Regions from separate parts of the Mus musculus genome. Here region 1 is linked to region 2. A link is a loop called in an ENCODE intact Hi-C map of the cell type or tissue named here. Cell type or tissue: left cerebral cortex. All regions are shown on one strand. Links, peaks and the distances in the headings refer to the core of each region. The heading gives the core; the rest is flanking DNA. Region 1 overlaps Apobec2 (apolipoprotein B mRNA editing enzyme, catalytic polypeptide 2). Region 2 overlaps Kif6 (kinesin family member 6).

Region 1 (5,377 bases), core at 115-5,114, 1.5 Mb after region 2:
CGCCCTTCGAGATTGTCACTGGGTAAGCCTTGTGTGGGGGCTGGGGCTCCTGCCTGGGAAAGGGTGGGGTCTGAGCAGGCTGTGGAAGGTTAGGACAAGAATAGGGAAGCCCAAGGTCAGCCACAAGCTGTGCGTCCAGCATGCTAGCAGGAGGCTTCTGGGCAGCAAAGGCCTCTTGTCTTTTTTAATTAATTAATTAATTAATTAATTAATTAATTAATTAATTTGAATCAGTGTTTTACCATGTAACTCTGGCTGGCCTGGATCGCACTATGTAGACCAGGCTGGTCTTGAACTCACAGCGATCCTCCTCCTGCCTCTGCCTCTTCATTGCTGGGATTAAAAGCAGCTAACACCAGGTCCAGATACTCTTGGCTTTTTGAGGTGACAACTTAGACCCTGTAATCAGGAGGATGTGGAAGGAATGGAACCCCCAGAATGAAACTACATAACATTTTCTTCATGGCAGTCTCTGCAAATGTGCAAAGGCAGAATGGGTGCCATACTGAGAGAAGTTTCTGGAAGAGTGGTGGTATGGATGCTGTGGAGAAGGAGAAGGGGCCCTGGCAGCGATCGGTCTTGCGGGGTATCGGACATCATCTGCCTGTGCATATAGCCCAATCCCAACAAGTTCAGTGAGAACGGCATATTTAAAGATGGCCCCAGCAAGAAGTCATCTCCAAGCTGCAGATACTGGAAGCTTAAGCACAGTTTATAGCCACTGGGCTCAAGTTAGTCTACAGGGTCCCCTCTTGTCCAGATTGTGTTGCCCCCAGAAATGAATGCAAGTAGCCTTTCTCCTTATCTCTCTCTATTCCTAGAGAGGAAGATGCCGCTAAATCCAAGTTTCCTTCCTGAACTTCGGTTCCCTTCATAGCATTTCTCCAGCAATGCGCGCAAAGGCTGGGTGGGGGCACACCAAGTCTCAGGAGGAACAAAGGCCTGAAGGAGGAGGAGCAGCCCTGGGGAGCAGTTTGGACTTGCTGTTTTATGCTTGACCTGTATTGCTCCAGGCCTGGCCTCTACTTTCTTGTTTCAAACATGAGGAAGCTACCCGACTTGATTCTTAATGTCCCTTCCTGCTCAGATATTTTCTGACTTCTAAGAGAACCCAGGGGGAAGTGTTGCTTGGTTTCTGAGATGTGAGTAGGCATTGAACTTCCATTCACTCTTGCTCGCCCAGATCATCTTGCGCTCATCCTAGGATTAAGGCAGCAGCTGGGCACAGACTAATATAGACACAGGGGAAGCCTAGGGCAAATAGGCCAGCAGGGTCCTCCATTCCAGTGGCTCGCCTATGGGAGAGGATCCTTTTACTGACACCCGAGCATCCTGGACCATGCTGTCCTGGGTTACACACATACCTTCCACTCTATGCAGCTTTTGATCTCCCAGGTACAGGGCAAGGTGGGTCAACAATAAAATTAGACCTTTTTTTAAAGTGAAGATGTATTGGGGTCCCGGGGAAATGGAGCCTAAAGGTTCTCTGAAGTAACTGGCATTTGTCTAAGGCTTTACAACACATAGTGAAGAGAATATGCTTATTCACCCTCAGGTAATGCAGAGAGAGAGAGAGAGGAGATGGGAGAAGGGAGAGGGGAGAGGGGAGAGGGGAGAGGGGAGAGGGGAGAGGGGAGAGGGGAGAGGAGAGAGGGGAGAGGGGAGGAGAAGCAGAGTCAGGGAAACGAAACAATATACCTAAGACCACAGAACCAGGAAGCTGTAGGTTTTAGGACTCCTAGCCAAGTGTCTGGCCCACAGGTCTCCCACGGTAATGAGAGTTAGAGGTTTTCTATGACTCACGGCTCAGGGAAAGGGACACAGAGGGGTACCATTCTGAGATCTCTGAGAGCACTTCTGGATGGAGGCAGGACTCTGAGTGTTTCCTGGACACAGACAGCAGCTGTGGTGATCTGTCTCTTGGGCCTCTCTGGATAAACAGTTACTTAAAATAGCCCAGAGGTGTGGCTGTGCCTTTGCAGGGCCAGCAAAGATGGCTCGCCTTTCCTTCCTTTCCAAAGGGCCGGCGAAGCTGCTCCCTTCCTAGTCTAGACTCCACAGGGAACCAGTCTAAAATGCTCCTTAGATTTGGGCTGAAACCAGTAGAAGAGTGGGGGGGGGGGGGTGCTTTGCAGGGAACAGATCGGGGAGAGGAGTGTTTATAGAGGAATGAGAGAGACTTGTCTGTTGTGATTGTTTACATGGGGTACTTCAGATGGACAGATAGACAGAAAGCAGTCCTGAGCATAAGAACAAAGAAAGATGGTGGAAGATTCTGAAAAGGGTCTCAAACCACAGTGTGTGATGAAGGCAGTTCCTCCCATCTGGAGAGGAGACTCTGCCCACCTCTTCCCTGGCCTGTATCCAGGGATTTCCACTGATACCCTGAAGTCTTCACAGTGCAGGATTTACACGAGAGAAATCAGCAAATATTGGGCTTGCAAAATGGCTCAACAGGTAAAGGTCCTTGGCCTGCAAGCCCAGCAACCTGAGTTCGATTCCCGGAACCCACACAAAGGTGGAAGGGGAGAACTGACTTCACAAAATTGTCCTCTGGCTTCCACACGGGTGGCATGACATGCACAGACTGCTGTCCACACCACACAGCATGTGCAACAAATGAACATACACACGATGATGATGATAATGATGGTGGTGGTGGTTGTGATATATAAAAAAAAAAATCATGTTACAGCTTAGGGAATTTTTTTCTTTTCCTCAAAGAGCTGAGTATATTTCTCTCAGTTCCAGAAGTTTCTCTTTCTGTGGTTTGGTTAAACTCAGGATGGCTTTTTGAAAGATGCGACCTGAGACGTAGAAAAGCTATTATCCATTATTAAGCATCTACCATTGTTCAAAGTCTCAGTGATTGGATCACTCACTCATTTGCATATAGAAATACACCTCAGAGGGACAGGGACTTTGCTCAAGGTTAGCCAGAGTCATAGGGCATGAATTCTAGGACTTTATGACTACAAAGCGTAGTACTACCCCTAAGCAAACCACAAAGAGGGCTTTTATAGTCACAAATATTAGCACGCTATGAATTGCACGCTCACTGCTTGTTTCCGTGAGAATAGCTCTCCTACACGAGACTCTCCTGCACCACTTTATCTCCAGCTCTCAACTGGTACTCAATAAATATTGGTGGGGCAAATGAATGGACCTAATGAATGAGCACTTCCGTGTGTTAGGCTCTCTGCAAGCCACTGTGATGGGAAGCAGACCAGAGAGAGGGGTGCTTATGCAGAGAAGATCAGAACACAGAGAGACTTGCAGTTCTCAGCACAGACAGAATTTTCCGGGCATGCCCTTGCAGCAAGCTCAGGGATGCTTGAGGACAACGTGATCCCCATCTTTCCATCTCTGCCATGAGTGACATCGAATATGTTTCTGTAGAAAGCACGGCCTGCTGCCACAGGGGTTCCTGCAGACTGAGGATAAATGGCAGGATGAGTTTTCTTTTAACCACATCTTATTCTTCTACACTTACTTATTTTACTGTATCTGAACGGATGTTTTACTCACTATGCAGTGAGCCTTCAACATCAGTTGTGTGTGTGTGTGTGTGCACGTTTGTGTGCACCCATTTGTGTGAGTGTGGGGAGCATGCACACCATGATGTACATACATGTGGAGGTCAGAGGAGAACCCCCTTGAGGGTCTATCCCCATCTTTCACCTGTTTGAGGCAGGGCCTCTTGTTTTTTCCACTGTGTCTGATCGATGGCCCGTGAGCTGCCAGGAAATATTCTGTTTCTGCTTTCCACATTCCCGTAGGAATGCCCGGATTACAGACAAGGGCACTCCCACATCTGACTCTTTACTTAGGTTCTGAGGACTCAAAGTTGGGTCCTGACTCTTGAACAGCAAGCACTTTAGCCACTGAGCTTTAGTGTTTTTTTGAGACAGGGTCTCACTATGTAGCTCTGGTTATCCCGGAACTAATTAAGTAGACCAGGCTGCCTTCCAGTTCACAGAGATCCACCCATCTCTACCCCCACTCCCAACCCCCAAGTGCTGGGTTAAAGTCATCGGCTATAACACCCATGCCCTATTAGTGTCACATTTCCCCACCCTGGTCTCTGGACGTGCTGGGGAGTGTGCTACTAGAACCAGGAAACGGCCCACCAGCTGCCACCCTGGCCTTCAGGGCGGATCAACAGAGTGGAAAGAGTGTCTCCCACAGAGAAGGCACAGACTTCCTGCTTGCCTCAGGCAGACAACTTCTTGCAGCCCTGCAAATCTAGCATCCTTTCCTCAGCTCTGCACTCCTCTCCCCGAGCAGCATCCCATATTGAGCAGGCCTGAGAAAGGCGGTTACTGAGAGCCGCAACTCTTCCTGTAACACACACATGTCGCACACGGGTCTGTTGGGGATAACCTGAGACATATCAGTATCTGAGCAGACTTTCCACTCCAGGGTTACTTTTGTAGCAAAAAAAAAAAAAAAAAAACTCATCTCTGACCAGCTAGATGCTGGGGATTCCTAGTCTACTTCCTCTCACTGTATATTTGCGCTTAGGAAACAATTTTTTTTTTTTTGGTTTTTTGAGACAGGGTTTCTCTGTGTAGCCCTGGCTGTCCTGGAATTCACTCTGTAGACCAGGCTGTCCTCAAACTCAGAAATCCGCCTGTCTCTGCCTCCCAAGTGCTGGGATTAAAGGCGTGCGCCACCACGCCCGGCTAACACAAATGTTTTAACGTTTACACCTTAGAAAAAAAATGCATACCACATATGCCCATATTAGGTCCCCCTTATTCGGCTGACTTTGTTTGTTTGTTTGTTTGTTTGTTTGGCTAGATATTAGGATTCTGGTTTGTTCCATTCAATGCCCATTGTAAGCGGTGCCTACAAGCAAGAACTGGAACCACACCCCAGGTCTACATCTGAACGAGTGACTAAATACAGAGAAACAAGACTTCCAGTCGAGTGTCACTCTAGCCTCCCCTCCCCCAACACACATGCGCAAATGCACACAATTACACAAATGCCCACTGCTTCTTTAGTGGGGAAATCTACTGAGGTGGAGAGTGATGCTTAGGCACACTGTGTTCTTAGGAAACAGGTTGAGAGTGGAGAAATTAGACAGACGCCTCTGCTTCCTTTCCTCCCCTAAGGGGCTAAGTAGTCCTGGCATATCCCGTGTTTCCCCAGTTGCCTGAGGTACCCATGTGACCTGCTCCCTGCATTGATGTCAGACCTCTGCCAGCCCTTTCCTGATTGAGGTAGTCTACAGGAGACCCAACGAACCTCATGTGACCTTTATTCTCCTTCTGACCAAAATGCCTCAGTGAGGAACCAAAGGAGCCAAGCAAGCTCAGGCTCTCGCCACGCCAAAGGAAAGTGGAGGCCACAGGTCCTCCCGGAAGGAGCT
Region 2 (5,377 bases), core at 261-5,260:
AGGACAGTAGGTGCGGAGGCCACGAGGAAACCGAGGCAGAGTGGATTTGGCCCCTTTAGGCCATGGTAAGGACTCTGGCATTGAGATTGTGAGAAGCTGAGGGGTAACAGTGGTGGGATGGGGGTAGGGAAGTCCCTTGATCTAGTCTTTTGTAGCTGATCTGAGACTGCAATGAAGAGCCCCTTTGATGGTGTGTGTGTGTGTGTGTGTGTGTGTGTGCGCGTGCGCGCGCCAGGATTCTCTAAGCTTGTTGAAAGGTTCTGGGAAAGAGGACTGGGGCAAGGGACCTCCAGCAGCTGGGATGAAGGCACAGTGTCCCTGAGTCACAAGCTACCCTCAATGTCCCAGATGGTCCCGAGGCCAAAGGTGATGTTTGTTTTGTAGACTGCATTGGGACGCACCAGGAGCCAGGAGCCAGCCCCTGTGAAGAGAAGTCTGGGCTGGGCAGTCAAAAGGAGGCAAGTGAAAACAGACTGAGGGAGGACAGAGCAGGGAGAGAAAGGGAGCTTGGGCTTGCAGGCCTTTGTTCCCACTGGGACCCTGGCCATGGGCAGAACTGACTGTCACCTCACAGGAGGCACAGGGGAGGGCATCCTTTCAATGGGAGGATTCTTTCTCAAAGGATAGTACAGGAGAGGATATCCCTGAGTGACCTTTTGGAGGTCACTATGATGAACAGTCAGCTTCAAAGCAACACAGAAAAGCAAGTAGAAAGGGTTTAGTTTTACCCTGGCGGATGTCTATCTGGATGTCACACCAGGAGGACGCCTCAAGCAGCTGGATAGCATACTTCAAATCAGGAAGCCAGAGGGTAGGGCACTCAGTCCCCTCATTGCTGCCAAGGCCAGCCAGGGGGCCCTTCTGCCTGAGTTTGTTCTACTGGGGAGGTCTCTAGCCCCTGCTTCTCCTCTTCCGAGATCCTCCACTCCGCGCTCTACACAGTTATCTGGTGCCTGAACTGTACGAAATCTCATTTCTCTGCTTCAGTGGCTCTTGACTGAGGAGCTCTTCGAAATCACTTATGGAGCTTGTCAAAGCACAGCGGCAGCTGGGCCCCGGTCCAGACCTGCTGAGTTCAGATTTGTTAGCATGTCCTCTGGAGATCCCGATGCCACCCCTTGTTAAGGAACCAGCTAAGGCTCTGGACCCTTCGCTGTAAATGTCTGTGCAAGAGAGTTCCGGAGACGACAGGACCTGCACAGGAGATGGCTTGTGGGACAGAGTGTGTCCTCACAGCTCCGGCTTGCCCTGCAGATGTTTGAGGGCCACTGTGATGAAGAAGGAGCTCAGGGGTTTGCAGAAAGGACCACGCTCTGTGAAGCCGGAGCTGCCTGCAGTTGGCCCTCTTTAGGTGCTTGGCCCAATGTATGTAATAATATACACCACGTGACTGTCACCAGACCTCCCAGGTGTCATCTCACGAAATATTCACACCTCCTGTTCACACACACAGGGGACTTGGCCTTATCAAAGCCGGGGTCTCTCCCTCTGCAGGTGATTCCGTGACTAAAGGATACACAGGCTGCTCACTGAAGTCCGTATTAACTTACCCTAAGTGAGGCAAGGAGATGCTGTTTCCCTGAAATGACTTTCAGATCTGCAGCAGGGCCAAAACAAAGCCTCAGCACCCAGGCGCTGGCTTGTAAGGACTGCCATTCACTAACCCAAGCGCAACAACCTGTGCCGAGCTCCCGCTGGCCACGCGCAACTTAACCACTGGCTATGAGCAGGAGTCTACCGAAATCCAGGTCATCTCATGGGACTCCCGGGAGCAATCTGTCCCACCATCTTGACCACACTAGAGGTATGCAGGCAAGCAACGACAACAATTCCAACAACACTGTGAAACTGAGAGGGGTCTCTGGGCTTCTGTAGAGTATAGACTGTGGGGCCTAACATAGCCGTCACTTGGCCTGGGCCCAGCATGGCAGGAAGCAGTAGGCTCAGTTGTTCTCCCATACCAGACAGGGTATCAGAGCAGTCAGGCATTTCCTTAGCTAACCAGTGAATTCTTTCAACCCCCCACTCTGGGTTTCTGTGAGCTAAACTGCCTCCTAGAGACGTAGATCACTCAGCTTCGTCTTGTTTGAGGAGTCAAAGCGTCTCCTCTTATGGAGACTAATGGTGTCCAATGGTCAGAAAGTCTCTGGCTTCCCAATTAGACCAGATCCTGTGTGATGGCTCACATTTATTGTCAATTGAAATCATCACACTGACGGGTCCTCAGCGCCATCATCTATCTCGGTTTCGGCTCTGTGGAGTACCTTAGCAGCACATGGCATGCCTGGACTTCCGCTGCCATGAGAGCACCTGGGACACACTCATCCCTGCCCCACATTCCCTGCACACACTGTCTGTCATCCCCTCAGGGAGAACAGATGATCCTCGAGAGGAGAAAGGTGACACTTTAATACAACCACAAATGTCTAAGTCATGGAAAAGCACAGGCAAGACAGCCCCCCTTCTACCCTAGGCTGCTGTTGCCCCAAATCACATGCTTTGGGTGGCATTCTTCCCAGGCGGTTTCATGTTCCCAGAGGAGGAGCTGGGTCACAGAGACGAACAGTGTGCACAAGGTCAATCAGCAACATGGCAAAGATCCTTGGAATACTCCACACTCGAGAAAGGCGGGCCTCATACTTCCTTGAGCTTAGCTCTGTGGTCACGGCTTCTCTCTCTGGGAGCTCTCTCTCCCACTCACATCTGCTCACAGACCATTCTGACTCATATCTTTCCATGTTCTCTAATCTACCCATGATCCTCTCACCACACTCCTTCTCATCTTCAAGATCCTGCTTTAGAAGCAACGTGTCTCTTGTAACCCTCCGTTTAGGCACAAGAGAGATGGCTCTGTGGCTTGGAGCATATTGCTCTCCCTGAGGACCTGAGTTCAGTCCTGGGCTCACAATGGACTGCAATGCCAGACGCCCTCTGCTGGCCTCCTTGGACATTACACTCATGTACACATAGCCTCTCTCACACACATACATGCATATAATTCAAAACAATAAAAATAAATCCTAAAATCTTCTCTCCTGCCCTCTCAGCTTCAAGGCTCCATTGTGGCCACATGGCTGTCATAATGGCTTCCCAGAAGGGAATAAGTATGAGACCCACATGCAGGTCTTTGGGAAGCGAGGTTTCCCTATGCCAGAGAGAGGGACTTAGACTTTCTCTCTATGGAGATCTGAATGACACTGGTAAGTAGTGTGGGCCAATCCCCTGACAGGCTGTCAGAGAGCTTACTTTGATTTCTTTGGGGATCATTTATCACACACAGGAGCCACAAATGGGCTCCAAGGTGGCACAGCATTGAGGGTGAGGGCTGGCTGAGCCCTCTTGACTCTCATGTAACCTCAGACAAGGAGTGGAGCAGATGCCCTGGGAGACACTCTAAAAATAATTTTAAAAAGAAAGGAAGGAAGGAAGGAAGAGAGAGAGAGAGAAAGAAAAAAGAAAGAAAGAAAAAAGAAAGAAAGAAGGAAGGAAGGAATGAAGAAGGAAGGAAGGAAGAAGGAAGGAAGGAAGGAAAGAAAGAAAGAAAGAAAGAAAGAAAGAAAGAAAGAAAGAAAGAAAGAAAGAAAGAAAGAAAGAAAGAAAGAAAGAAACTATCCATTTTCCCCAGTCCACATCTTTCTCTTAAATGGGGGCTGGGGGGAGGGATGTATGTCTGGAGATGTGTTCCCTTCCATCATAGCCAGCAAGTAGGGCTTGGAAGAGGCCAACAGGAAGCTTGGTGGGCACCCCACAGTCCATGTGTGCCGAGTGAGGAGTGAACACTGGCCTCCTGGGTGATTTCGAGCCATGAGTGTACTGTTTCTGAATCAAGAAAAGATATACAGAGTGGGCTCTAATGAGCCGGTGTGAGCTGGTTTCAGCACACCCCTAGATCCTCTAGCACACTCCAGGAGACCAAGAACATTTTTAATAAGGCCCCCTGGATGGAACAGGACCCCAGGAAAAGTGAACCATGGGTAAGGCACAGCTTCCTGGGTTTGCGACAGGCCTGTTGCTCCTCACGGCATTGCTTCTCATGCTCACGTCTGTTTGTCCCCCCACCCCCACCCCCACCCCCTTCACCCTGGGGTTCTGGCTTCCGTGGGCTTCTTTAGCCTGGTATCCTGCCTGAAATCAGTCAGTGGAGATCATTAGCGGGCACCCGAGGGGAGGGAGAAGACAGAAAGCAAGACAGCTGAGGAGCTGTCTCTGCAGGGACTCGACTTGACTGTCACATTCAAGCTTCAGTTGTGTCCCATGGCCAAGGTTTCGATGCATCCCTCCCAGTCTCCATATGCCAGTTACTGCTCACATATGCCATGGTCCTACGGCTCTACGAGTGACAATACTTTCTGCTTTGATTGTACCCCTGGGGTGCTAGGTTGGCCCTTTTGGCTTTTCTACACTTGCCTACACCTTTATGAATAATAAAGCCTTTCTTCAATTTACTTCACAATACCTAATATGACTACTACCATATATCCTTCTTGTCAAGACCCCTGGTCACATGAGGTGCATAGCTGTCCAAATAAAAAGCATACTCTCCAGTGAAGGACTTAAGGTGGAAGACCTCCAGAGACCCCAAATGAGGAAGAGTCCAGTCACATACATGTCACAACAGTATCAGATAGGGGACAACTGTGTCCTTACTGACAGCCTCTTCTTGTGGCAATGGAGCCTTAATGGGTGGAGCAAGGAAGGAATTAGAGTGAGAGCAGCTGACCACAGACACATGACCTTAGCTGGGGTTAAGACAGAGAAGTAAGAACTAAGAACTGCAGTAAAACATGACTTTTTTTTTTTAAGATAGGGTATCTCTGTGTAACTCTGACTGTCCTGGAACTCACTCTGTAGATAAGGCTGGCTTTAAACTTACAGAGGTCCGCCTATCTCTCCTACCATGTGCTGGAATTAAAGGCATGCACAACGAACCATTTAGTTGGTTGTTTTTGTGATGAACAATGAATGACCAGTTGAATTGTGTGGTCACTCAGTTTCTGTTTGACATGGAGAAGCCAAACATCCTGTAAGCATTTCAGAGAGAGAGAGAAAGACACACACACACACACACACACACACACACACACACACAGAGTGAGAGAGAGAGACAGAGAGAGATCACGCACCAAGATAGTGATATTCACGTACATGGCCCTCCGCACTGTTCAACATGCTGGGTGTGCTCTCCACACTGTTGAGCCCACATAACTGCCCACATGCTTGGAGGCAGGAATGAGAACTGGCACATTTATGTTTTTCCCTTTAAGTCAGTGATCCTGACACAGTCACAGTGAGGCTACTTAGGATGAATTTGAGTAGGCATGGGATTCTCACTTTATTATCAAGGCAGCCATCATGATGATTAGGAAAAAAACAGTAA

The links. Peaks named below come from ENCODE experiments on the same cell type or tissue, not always from the same donor. Only the 100,000 strongest peaks of a DNase experiment are listed, where the experiment ranks them.
Region 1: a loop joins it to region 2, with 4 times the contacts of the local background. A loop is called at or near these places in 3 of 42 quality-filtered maps.

The regions. Positions count from the first base shown.
Region 1 is chr17:48,427,124-48,432,500 of GRCm38, reverse strand. Apobec2 (apolipoprotein B mRNA editing enzyme, catalytic polypeptide 2) reads left to right here. Exons shown (of 3, transcript NM_009694.3): 1 at 1-22. Among named protein-coding and RNA genes, the nearest start is that of Apobec2, 2.9 kb to the left of the region's middle. In left cerebral cortex, for the core only: no CTCF peak of the experiment used is centred there; a DNase peak (open chromatin) is centred at 2,365.
Region 2 is chr17:49,880,880-49,886,256 of GRCm38, reverse strand. The region is part of intron 16 of Kif6 (kinesin family member 6); the gene reads right to left. Among named protein-coding and RNA genes, the nearest start is that of Gm16555, 62 kb to the right of the region's middle. In left cerebral cortex, for the core only: a CTCF peak has its summit at 2,911 (motif pointing left); a DNase peak (open chromatin) is centred at 2,713.